2 separate regions of the Homo sapiens genome follow, and region 2 is linked to region 1. The links are chromatin loops, found by intact Hi-C in ENCODE. Cell type or tissue: mammary epithelial cell. All regions are shown on one strand.

Region 1 (5,000 bases):
TTTGTAAATTCTCCACTAAAGTGAATAGAAATCTATGTGTACTATACGGAAAATCAATTGAGAATCTATTCAGACTATAAAATTTCCTACACCAAGCTATCAATGCATTCCTACCTCTTATTTTTAAAGGACACTCTGATGTATTTAAACTTCAGTGACTAGGCTACTCTCCACAATGAATAGCCATATTTTCTGTACTGTACAGACTATACCATTAGCAATTATACATTCCCGGACTGATCTTTTACAGATGTCAAGGAAATCTGATGAAAGGACACACTCAGCATGGAGGCATGGTTGGGGCTATAAAGTGGCACCACTGGGTACAGCTGTCCTTGTTATAGGAAATAAAGAGTGGTATAAAACCAGTATTTATTTTTCAATGAAAGGAGAAAAAACCAATTAAAGTCATAAAGAAGAGAAGAGAAGGATAAAGGGGAAAAATAAAGGAAAATTTATGATAGTATGGTCATCAAATAAGAGGAAAACCATAGTAAAAAAAAAAAGCTAACAGATAAGTAAGGATGAAAATGATTATCACTGGTCAAATGCTATCTAAAGTGCTCACTGTTGCCTAAGACGTTTACATGAAATATTTCATCAACCTTCCCAGCGACCCTTAAAAAAGGTACTAGCATTTTGCCAAGGAATAATGATTCAAATAATTGAAAACCATTTCTTACTTTGAAGACTTTCACTCAATTAGCATGCCTGACAGGCCAGCTTTCTGAGCATGCAATCTGTATCGTCTCCTAGGGCTCTCTGCTTAGATTTAACGATCTGCTGCCACAATCTTAAAGTTGTTAGTTTTTGAACAAGGTATTTCAAAAATACCCTATACCCCCAGATTATGGAGCTGGTCTTGATATCTCATAATTCTGAAGGACAAGATTTATGACATACTTACTGATTGCATATGGCACTAATAATCCAAAAGCTCAAATTTAAAACACCGCAGTATTAAGTATATCTCTCTCCACTACCATCTCCATTACATTGTCTTTTATTTATTTTTCTGTTTATTTGGCTGCATCACCTTCTGAGGTTGTCATTGACTACCTATTAAACAGGTCCATTTGAATGTCTGCCTGGCTTCTCAAATATTTTAATCAGTGTACAAAACTGAGCTATGTGACAAAATATATAACTGATATATTTTGCTGTAAGAAAAAAAATCAGTAGAAGTTAGAAGAATTAAACTCTATGGTAGTATTCATTTATTTAATATATCTGTCATATTTGCTCAACTGGAAATTAACTCAGAAATTCTTCTGTGGTCTTCAACATGCCTATTACAATTTTGAAAACAAGGCAGAAAACCAATGAACACCAATAAATTCACTGAAATGCTCAAAAAGTAAACTTCAATATAAAAGAAACAGGTAGAATACAAAAGTCATTTAAATAAAACTAGGAGATTACTTAAGTCTGTCAAACTCAAATTACATAATTACAATATGAGTGTTTTTGTTTACATAAAAAGAAACATTTTCAAAACTATGAAAATAAATTTTCATACTATGTGTTGGAGTATGGAAAATATCCCATTTAAAGGGGTTTATCAGTCACTTGGTTTATCAACATCTTGTCCAAAAGGCTGTGACAAAATCTCTTTTTTTCCAACTCTCTGGAAATTATTTTAGCTCCTCCTATACAAGCAAGTCTTAGCAAATTACACAAACTAAACTTGCCAGAGTAGTCCCATATGCACTTCACTTACAAAAAAAGTTTTTATTTTATGTGAAGTACAGGTTTGCCACCTCAGAGTTTCATGGAAACAAGTCTATTTTTTTCCTTAAAAAATAACGACAGAGAAAAATAAATGACAAAGCTGGAGTCAAGGAATTTTGGAAACAGTCCAATTGTTTTATCAGCTGCACCACAAGGCAAGCAAACCTTAACCTTCTATGGCCTTATAACGCTACTAAACTGCTGCCCTTATACTTTGCATTTTGCATATATAAGGAAATGCTCCTCAGTTTAATATGTTGATTACTGTAAAGTAAGCACAATGTCAAAACAATATTTGACCCAATGCATCATAATGCTGTGGCTTTCTAACCAGTGTTCCTGTCACATGCCAGTCAGTAAATATACACACCATAAATTTAAGAGAATGGTTTCATCTTTCTTTTTAGGGAACTGAATACACACAGACTTGAAAATCAAGAGAAACTAACTTCTGACTCTGTTTATGGTATAGTGGGTAACTTACTTTAAAAAAAAAATCAGATTTGGAATTGCATAAAGGACAATGCCTAAATATTTCCACATTCAAGCCTGGTCTATTTAAGATATCTTAGATGTATAGCAGGTAAGAAAGCTTTCATGAAAAAAAAATTAATGTTGAGCTGTTTTGACATCATTTAATTGGCACACTATGCATTTGTAGATTTTTAGGGAAGAAATTTATGCTGTTGTAGAAAAACACGGAAACAAATAGAACAGGTTTTCTAAACACCCTCAACTACAGATTACAGCATTTTGTTTTAACCTTTTATAACAGAAATTGATATGAATATACGAACTGCACTTGAGTTGTATTTCTGCATATTTAAACATTTAAATTACTTAGCCTCTAAGTCTCAGGGTATTGAAAAAAAAAAACCCTGCTCTCAGTGAGACACTGATTTCATGCTGTGACAAGCTCAAAAATGAAAACAACTATACACATGAGAGGGTTTTTCACCAAACCGCAGCACTAAGCACAAATGAAACCCTGCTGGGAACATGTATCTACAAGTGTGAGTATGTTTGACTTGGTAACATGCATTTGTGACTTTATGTGTTAATAGGAAAAAGCGAAAAAGGAGCTAGACAAGGATTTCATTGTCCACATTTTTTGAAGATCTTTTTTTTTTTTTTTACAGACTTTAAAAATATTGGCAACATTTGAACATAACACTTAGCATTGGGCTCAAAGGCTGTCTTCACTACAGTTAACCACACAGTTCCCTGCTCTGCCCCAACAGTGACCTCAATCTAAGCGAAAAAGATGAGAGAAGATTCAGACTTTATGCTTGTATTCCCCTTGGACTGGTCTGGACCAAAGATCATAAAGAGACTCACTATGAATCATGATTTATTTCTTATTAGATGATGGAGTAAGTATCCTATTATATGAAAAATAAAGGCAAATGGTGGTAACTAATTATAAAAGTTCCCCTCCTTTTTAAAGAAATTAGACTGGTTTAAAACCCCTTCTCTGATAACTATCTATACTCCATTCCCATGTGATTTTTGAGGGAGGAATAAGAGATATCAGAGATCAGTATAACAGTAGGAAAAACATTAGAAAAAGACATATTAATTAGTCTTCCAAATAAATTCCATCTCAAATATAATTTCACAATACTTGAATCATTGGCAAACATAAAAATGCACATGAAACAATTCAACATTGCAAGAAACACAAATAACACTACTCAAATGGTTCATTAGGTATAAAGAAATTATTTTATTCAAGTAAAAAAAGAAAAATGAAAATTTTTATAAAATATAAGCGATATAGTTTGTACCATTTTGCTTTTAGAAAAACATCCCACATTAATAATATAATATACATCTAGTTTTTATACCACAAACATTTATTGACTTTGACTACCTTATTATGATTTAATACACAATGGATAAAAGCAATAAAATTATGACTTTAAACACATAGAAAAGGTTATTCTCAAGATTCAGATGCTAGTTATAAGCAGTAACTGATATAAAACACTTTTCTTTTACCCATAAAAATAAAATATAAATTTCTTCTGTGGCTCAACAAATAGAAGTTATGGACTCAAAATGCTTTAAAAATAGAGGATTCTATATAACAGTATTGAAAATATTATTATTTTAGTTAATACATTATATTATTCAGAATTAATAATAAAACAGAAAAGGTTTTATAATATAATTTTCAGTGCATCTAAAACATCTAAACAATATCTGCTCCAATCCACAAACTTCATAGATAGTGTACTATCTACAGTAATAAATAATGGATTCACAGGAGCTATTATTCCCCAAGGACTAAAAATTCAGAACAAGAATTTCTTTCAAAACAGTTGGTACATCTTTGCTATGACATATAACTCCACAGCCAGACTCCTATTTCTAATTCCTTCCTCAACAATAATGTATGTGTAATTATACGTATGCTAACAGCATTTCTTTATACCTTAGTTCCATCTTTGCACAAATGGAATAAAGGAATATCAACATGGAAATCAAAATTATATTTAGAAGATGTAATAACATAAAAATGACTTGAAATTATTTACTATCTATCTATCTATTGGCTACATATGTCTCTTGATTATAAGCCCTTAAAATGTCATTTATTCCTAGTAAATATTTGTTTTAGAATCATCATGCCAGGGGAACTGCACCTTGAAAAAGTTCAGTAGAATAATTGTAATCAACACTTTAAGACTATCCACAAAGAAGATAAAAATTTCAGTGGTAGAACCCAAAATAAAAATGTAAATGTACAAATAGATATGAATTTAGTTCACCCCTTGGGATTTTCCTCTAATACTTTGGTTCCTTTGGAGGATATTATGTTCATTATCATTAGACATTATATTTTTGCTTTGTGACTCAGTCTTCTTTGGAAAATTCTGAGTGTAGTAAATCAATCAATCAATATTTAATTGAACAGCACAGTATTTAAATAGGAGAGAATAAAACGAGTGAGGGAAAGAGAGGTAGAAGAAGAGGAAATAAAGCAAGCATCAAAAACAGTGAATGCAAATATAAAACACATCAAATGTTGTCAGGACTACAGTTGAAATTACCCACAGGAGATGTACAGAGTGATTTGATAAAACAGTGCATTTAATTAGCAACCACTAATTTGAACTAACACCTTGAAGATTTGCTATCCTTCACATTTTCTGGCAATTTGAGTGGCTTTTCAAAACCCTTTCTAACAAACTAAACCTTAAGGCTAATTGATAATTTCAAAAATTTTTAAAAAATGAAACCTAAAAGAGAAAGGAAGTAACCCT
Region 2 (5,000 bases), 65 kb after region 1:
AAATACATGTTAACTGCTAACAAGCTGCTCTGTGTTCCCCTTAGTCAGTCTGAGGTAGATAGGAAATGTTACAATTTCCTGTTGATTGGAAATCAATCAACTTTATCATAGGCAAAAAGTAAAATTTTAAAGTCTTACATGAGGCAGTTTACACTTACTGGACCTTTAGATCTTATTCATCTATTTTTCTTAACTATTAATTGAAAAAACCTATATTAACCTTCTCAAAATGAATGTATTAAAAATCGAGAAGAAACAGTTTTGATATTGACCAACTAAACTTCTCAGTAATAAAATTAACCCACAATTCTCTATTTGCTTAAGTCCCTTTTGAGGCCCTGCTATGTAATCAGTCAAGATGTTTGTCTTAAAAGGGAAGACAGCTCAGTTTGGAGCCTTTAAAGTCAGTTTACATTTGCCTTGATTTGAGAGAGTTCTGAAAACCCAAATATAAATATAAAAAAATCAAATAATAGGAAAATGAGTAACAAATATGAATATAAAAAATCAAATAACAGGAAAATGAGTAATTGACATGAATTCTCTGGAAGTAAGGGGGAAAAAGTTTGTTGCTAATTCTTCACTTTGTTCATGGAAAATATGCCAATAGCTTGAAAGAATGGCTAACTCTTTGGTTAACCACCACATTAGTTTTTTTTTTTTTTTTTTTTTTAATGTTACAGTGAAGACAGCAAGATACTAAAAGCTGCTTTCTGCTTTGGAAGCCTGATGTCATCAATATGCTATTTTTGCTCTTTGCCAGGTTAACAGAATTTATTGCAGCAATTAATGCAAAACATATGTGCTAAAATACCCACATGAAAAATATAATTGCCCCCAACTTAATTTGCTACCTTTCAAAAGCCTGTTTTAGCTACCTTTTCTCAATGGCAGGAGTTAAATAGAATACAAGTGCTTTTATGAAAGAAGAGCTAAATCACTAAAATTTATTTTCTCATCTTAAGCAATTTAAAAATTATATTTTAAACGGGGGGAAATTTCCACAGAGACTAAAGTCTACTTTTTGGACCATGTTCTATTTTCTCCTATTACTGACCTTTAAGATAATTCCAATTGTTAATTCACACTTCATTTTTATTACACATAACCCTAAATAATCACACTCTGGTTATATTGTACAATTTCCTCACTATCTGTATGTATGGAATTCCTGACAAAATCTTCTTTCCAGGGTGATGAAAGGAGTGTTTGAGTGTCAGGAAAGGAACACAGAGGTAAGAACGTGTGAAGAAAAGTCATCACAGATATTTTCATCTACTCTTCTGTCCACAACAAATTCCTTTAACTTAGTTTCTTAGTGGGTCCCCCCCACACGCAGATAATCATAACTTATGAGTGTAACTACAGTTCCAAAGTACCCTCATTTATATGGTTTTCTTCAATTTTTCACTACAAATTTCTGAATGTTTCTAAATTATCCTTGCAAAGTCAGAAGACAAATTAGTACAGTCACTGGGATTAAGGTTGAGAAGCTAGTGCTTTTCCTGACAATGATGCCTCCCTAGTTCATAGTCATTTGTGTCTAGGAGAAAACATATGAGGTTAAAATCAAAAGACAAAGACGAGAGAGGGCTTGGCTTAGTTACCGCTTTATTATGATCCATTTTCTCAGTTTCCTCAGTTGTAACAATGGGAAACATTATGTTACCTATTTTAGGGCTGCTTTAACGATTAAATGAGGTTCAGTAAGTCGTGAATGATAATGTAAGGGAAAAATCTATTTGCCAGCAGAGCACTGAGCAATTATTTTCTCAGTGTTGAACACGGCACTGAGGATATATTAGTCTTGAAGTCTACAGGATTTAACAAAATCATCTTTTATGAAAAAGACTGAAGTTCTAACACAGCCACAGAAACATCAGGATCATCCACCCACCAAGCTATCTCGATAGCACAGCTCCCAAAAACCCTCTCTTGCCCATTCCATGTTTACTCCCAATATTGGAAGAGGAAAAATCCTGTTTTAATAAAATGGTGTCAGTCAAACACGGGCTTTGGGAGAACACAGACAACTTTTGAATATGCACAGGGGAAAAGTTTACTGACATCCCCTCAGCAATTACTAGGGGCCTAAAGGTGGCACTAGCAGGTAGTTTTAAAGAAAATTTTTCTAAAAAAAAAAAAAGATATTCTTCATTTTAGTCTAGCGACACCAAAAGAGTTGAATGCCCAAAAGATGAAGAAATAGTAAAGGGATAGGGTTAGAAATCAGCAAGCTGCACAACAGGGCGTATGAGGCAACTCCTGTGAGTCTCAACCAAGCGCACCCAGTAAGAGATGCTTTCTCAATCCGGCAGCGAACCTTGCAGAATATCTCCTTCCCCTGGCTGTCACCTGGTGAACCCATGAAAATGGATGGAAAAGAGACACGCCACTTCCAGACATCAAACTGAAAAGCCTAGCTGACAGCAATGCGAAAGGCGGCAGGGCGATCGTAGATCCTGAATTAAAGTCTATTCCTCAGGTCAGGACCTGCCAGGCCCGTCCAAGGCGCATGGACTCTCTGGCGTCTTACTGACGCCCAGGTAAGGAGGGTCCAGGTGGCAAGGAGTACGCCGTGCTCTCCCAGTGCCAGCAGATCCGCGGCAGCAGGCAGAGGGCGCACGTTTGCCTCTCGCGCGCTCCAGTCTCCTCCTGGCGCTCGTGTTCGCTTAACTTTGCACCTTCGCTCTCCGCTCGCTACAGAGTCTACACCGTCCGCCCGGGGGCAGAAACCCGGAGCAAAAGAGCATCAGGCTGCGCTCGCCCACCCACCCTACCTCGGGACGGAGGCCGTGGCACCCTGGTCGCGCTCCGGGAACTGACTTGGGCAGCCAGGCGCGGAGAGACTTGTGCACAAAGAACCCACTGGCCTCCAGAGGGCTGAGACTGCGTTACGCGCACCCGGAGATGTTTTTTTATGATCTCATCTTTAATTTGATGCAGAGTGAGCAAGCAGTGAACTGTTGAGAGACACCGTTGTTTTCCCTTTGCACCAACGAGCCTGGACCTAGCGGAGAATAGTTTGTGGTTAAGACACCCTGATGGTGGGTGTGGTGGCAGCAAGGAACACTTGCTCATCTCCCTGTTGCCACATTACTGTCTCTACCCGTACGGCTCTGCTTTGTGCTAAAATTTCGCATGACACACTTTTGTAATTTAATGAATTTGCATTATCAAATGTGGAAAGTGTAAGGCGAAGAAGAAGAAAGGCAGTTATCCCCTCCTGTGGCTACTCCTGTCCATGGCGAGGAATATTCACAACAGTTTGTTTGTACAGTGCTGCCACTTGCTTTCCTCCTCCTTCCTCACCTATTATTCTCACTTCACCATGTTGGTTTGGATTATGTGGATTTTCACCCTTTGCTTTGACTGGAACAGCGGGACATGATTTAGAAAATGAAGGGTTGGGGGATGTTCACACTCAGGGCTTCTAGTTTAATAACATCACTTCAAATTTGAGGCTTTATTTGCTGAATTGATTTTGATTCTGTCCACCCCTCCACATGCATTCGTCCAGACATTCAAAGGGGGAAGCATTTTAGCATTTTTTGGCTGTCACTCTTAAAACTTTCCTGGATGAAATATTTTCTTCTGGGAAAAAATCAAAAGTGTGTAAACTTGAGGAGAAACAAAGAAATGCAGCCCCCCCCCACCTCAACCCCATTTTAAGTGTGCGGGGTTTTTAGGGATTTAATAAAAATTGATTAGCCAGATGTTTTACGTGATAAATGCCTTTCTTTTAAGCAAATGATTTATATATTAACATTGGCTTTAAAACCTTTGCTTTTCTCTACTTCTCCAGTTTTCTAATCAACTTTTTTTATTTTCTTTTCTCCTGCAAAAACTTTTTTCTTTGTAATCGACCACCCTCCCCTCTTTTTTTTTTTTTTTTTTTTTTTTTTTTGTACAAAGGAAGCTGGTAGGAGGCAAACTAAAACTTGCTGACTTTCAGATTTTCCTGGAGAAAACCTCCTGCCAGGTTCCAAGAACTACCTGATACCAAGCAGCTGGGAACAGACTTAATGAAATCAAGCAAGTGGCGCACATGTATCCACACCCCGAACACACTGAGGGATGTCTTCCTAGGTGGATTGATTTGTGACTTGGAAGACTTTGCATTTTATAAATGTCACAATATTGCTTTTACTAATATTTCTAAAGTTGTTACAGAAGAGTTAGCTAAGGTTTCCACATTTCTGAGAAGTAAATTTCTAATCCTGGTTTTCTGTATAACTGGATGAATAATATAATGAATGTTTCACACTACTGGTCAACCCTTTATTTAAAAAATCTGTGGAAAGCTACTTGTGTACTTGGTAAAAGCCCTTTATTGACCTTCCGTGATGATAAAATCCAGATCTCTGAAAACAGAACCCAAAAGGAGACACCTGCATCTGTTCTTCTAAATCTTCTCTCAAACAGGAATTAAAGGAACAAGGTTTATTAAATATTTTAAAGAAAAAATGTGCAGGCTAAAAAATAAAGTTGAGGATCTTGACAGAAAATAACTTGTAAAACTTAATGTTCTTCCAAGAAATACACGTTTCCCCTTATATCTAGTATTTATGCCAAACCGAATCATTGAAAGAATGATTCAAATAAAAAGTAGCCCAGATCACAGATTTTTTTTAGTAAATGTCTATAAAACCTTATCGAGTTTGATGATTTGAGGAAAGTTTTATTAATATTTTCCTGAAGATCTTATGACTTGGAAAATGTAACTTTCAAGAACACTTCTTTTTTTTTTCATTTGTGTTGAAATTAGTAAATCAAATATATTTTGGAAATATATTTTGCCTTTAAAAATCATTTGCAAAAGTAACTATTTGATATTTAAAAATTGCATATATTTTATTTCCGAAAAAAATTTAAATTTCTGAAAGGATTTTAACATTAGAAAGAAATTTATTGTGGAAAAGTATTAAAAATGGTCGGACCCTTAAGGAACACACCAAAGTTTGAATGTTAAATGTAGGCAATACATAAAGAATGTTACT

The links. Hi-C counts contacts between places; a loop is a spot of excess contacts. Peaks named below come from ENCODE experiments on the same cell type or tissue, not always from the same donor. Only the 100,000 strongest peaks of a DNase experiment are listed, where the experiment ranks them.
Region 2: it touches region 1 in a loop (2.1-fold over the local background); 3 of 110 quality-filtered maps call a loop at or near these places.

Annotation. Positions count from the first base shown.
Region 1 is chr3:89,177,534-89,182,533 of GRCh38, reverse strand. The region is part of intron 2 of EPHA3 (EPH receptor A3); the gene reads right to left. Among named protein-coding and RNA genes, the nearest start is that of EPHA3, 72 kb to the right of the region's middle. In mammary epithelial cell, no CTCF peak of the experiment used is centred here; a DNase peak (open chromatin) is centred at 2,703; H3K27ac peaks cover 1,315 bases.
Region 2 is chr3:89,112,393-89,117,392 of GRCh38, reverse strand. The region is part of intron 1 of EPHA3 (EPH receptor A3); the gene reads right to left. Among named protein-coding and RNA genes, the nearest start is that of EPHA3, 7.3 kb to the right of the region's middle. RefSeq lists a silencer at 2,600-2,709. In mammary epithelial cell, a CTCF peak has its summit at 2,620; DNase peaks (open chromatin) are centred at 2,652 and 2,962; H3K4me3 peaks cover 974 bases; H3K27me3 peaks cover 172 bases.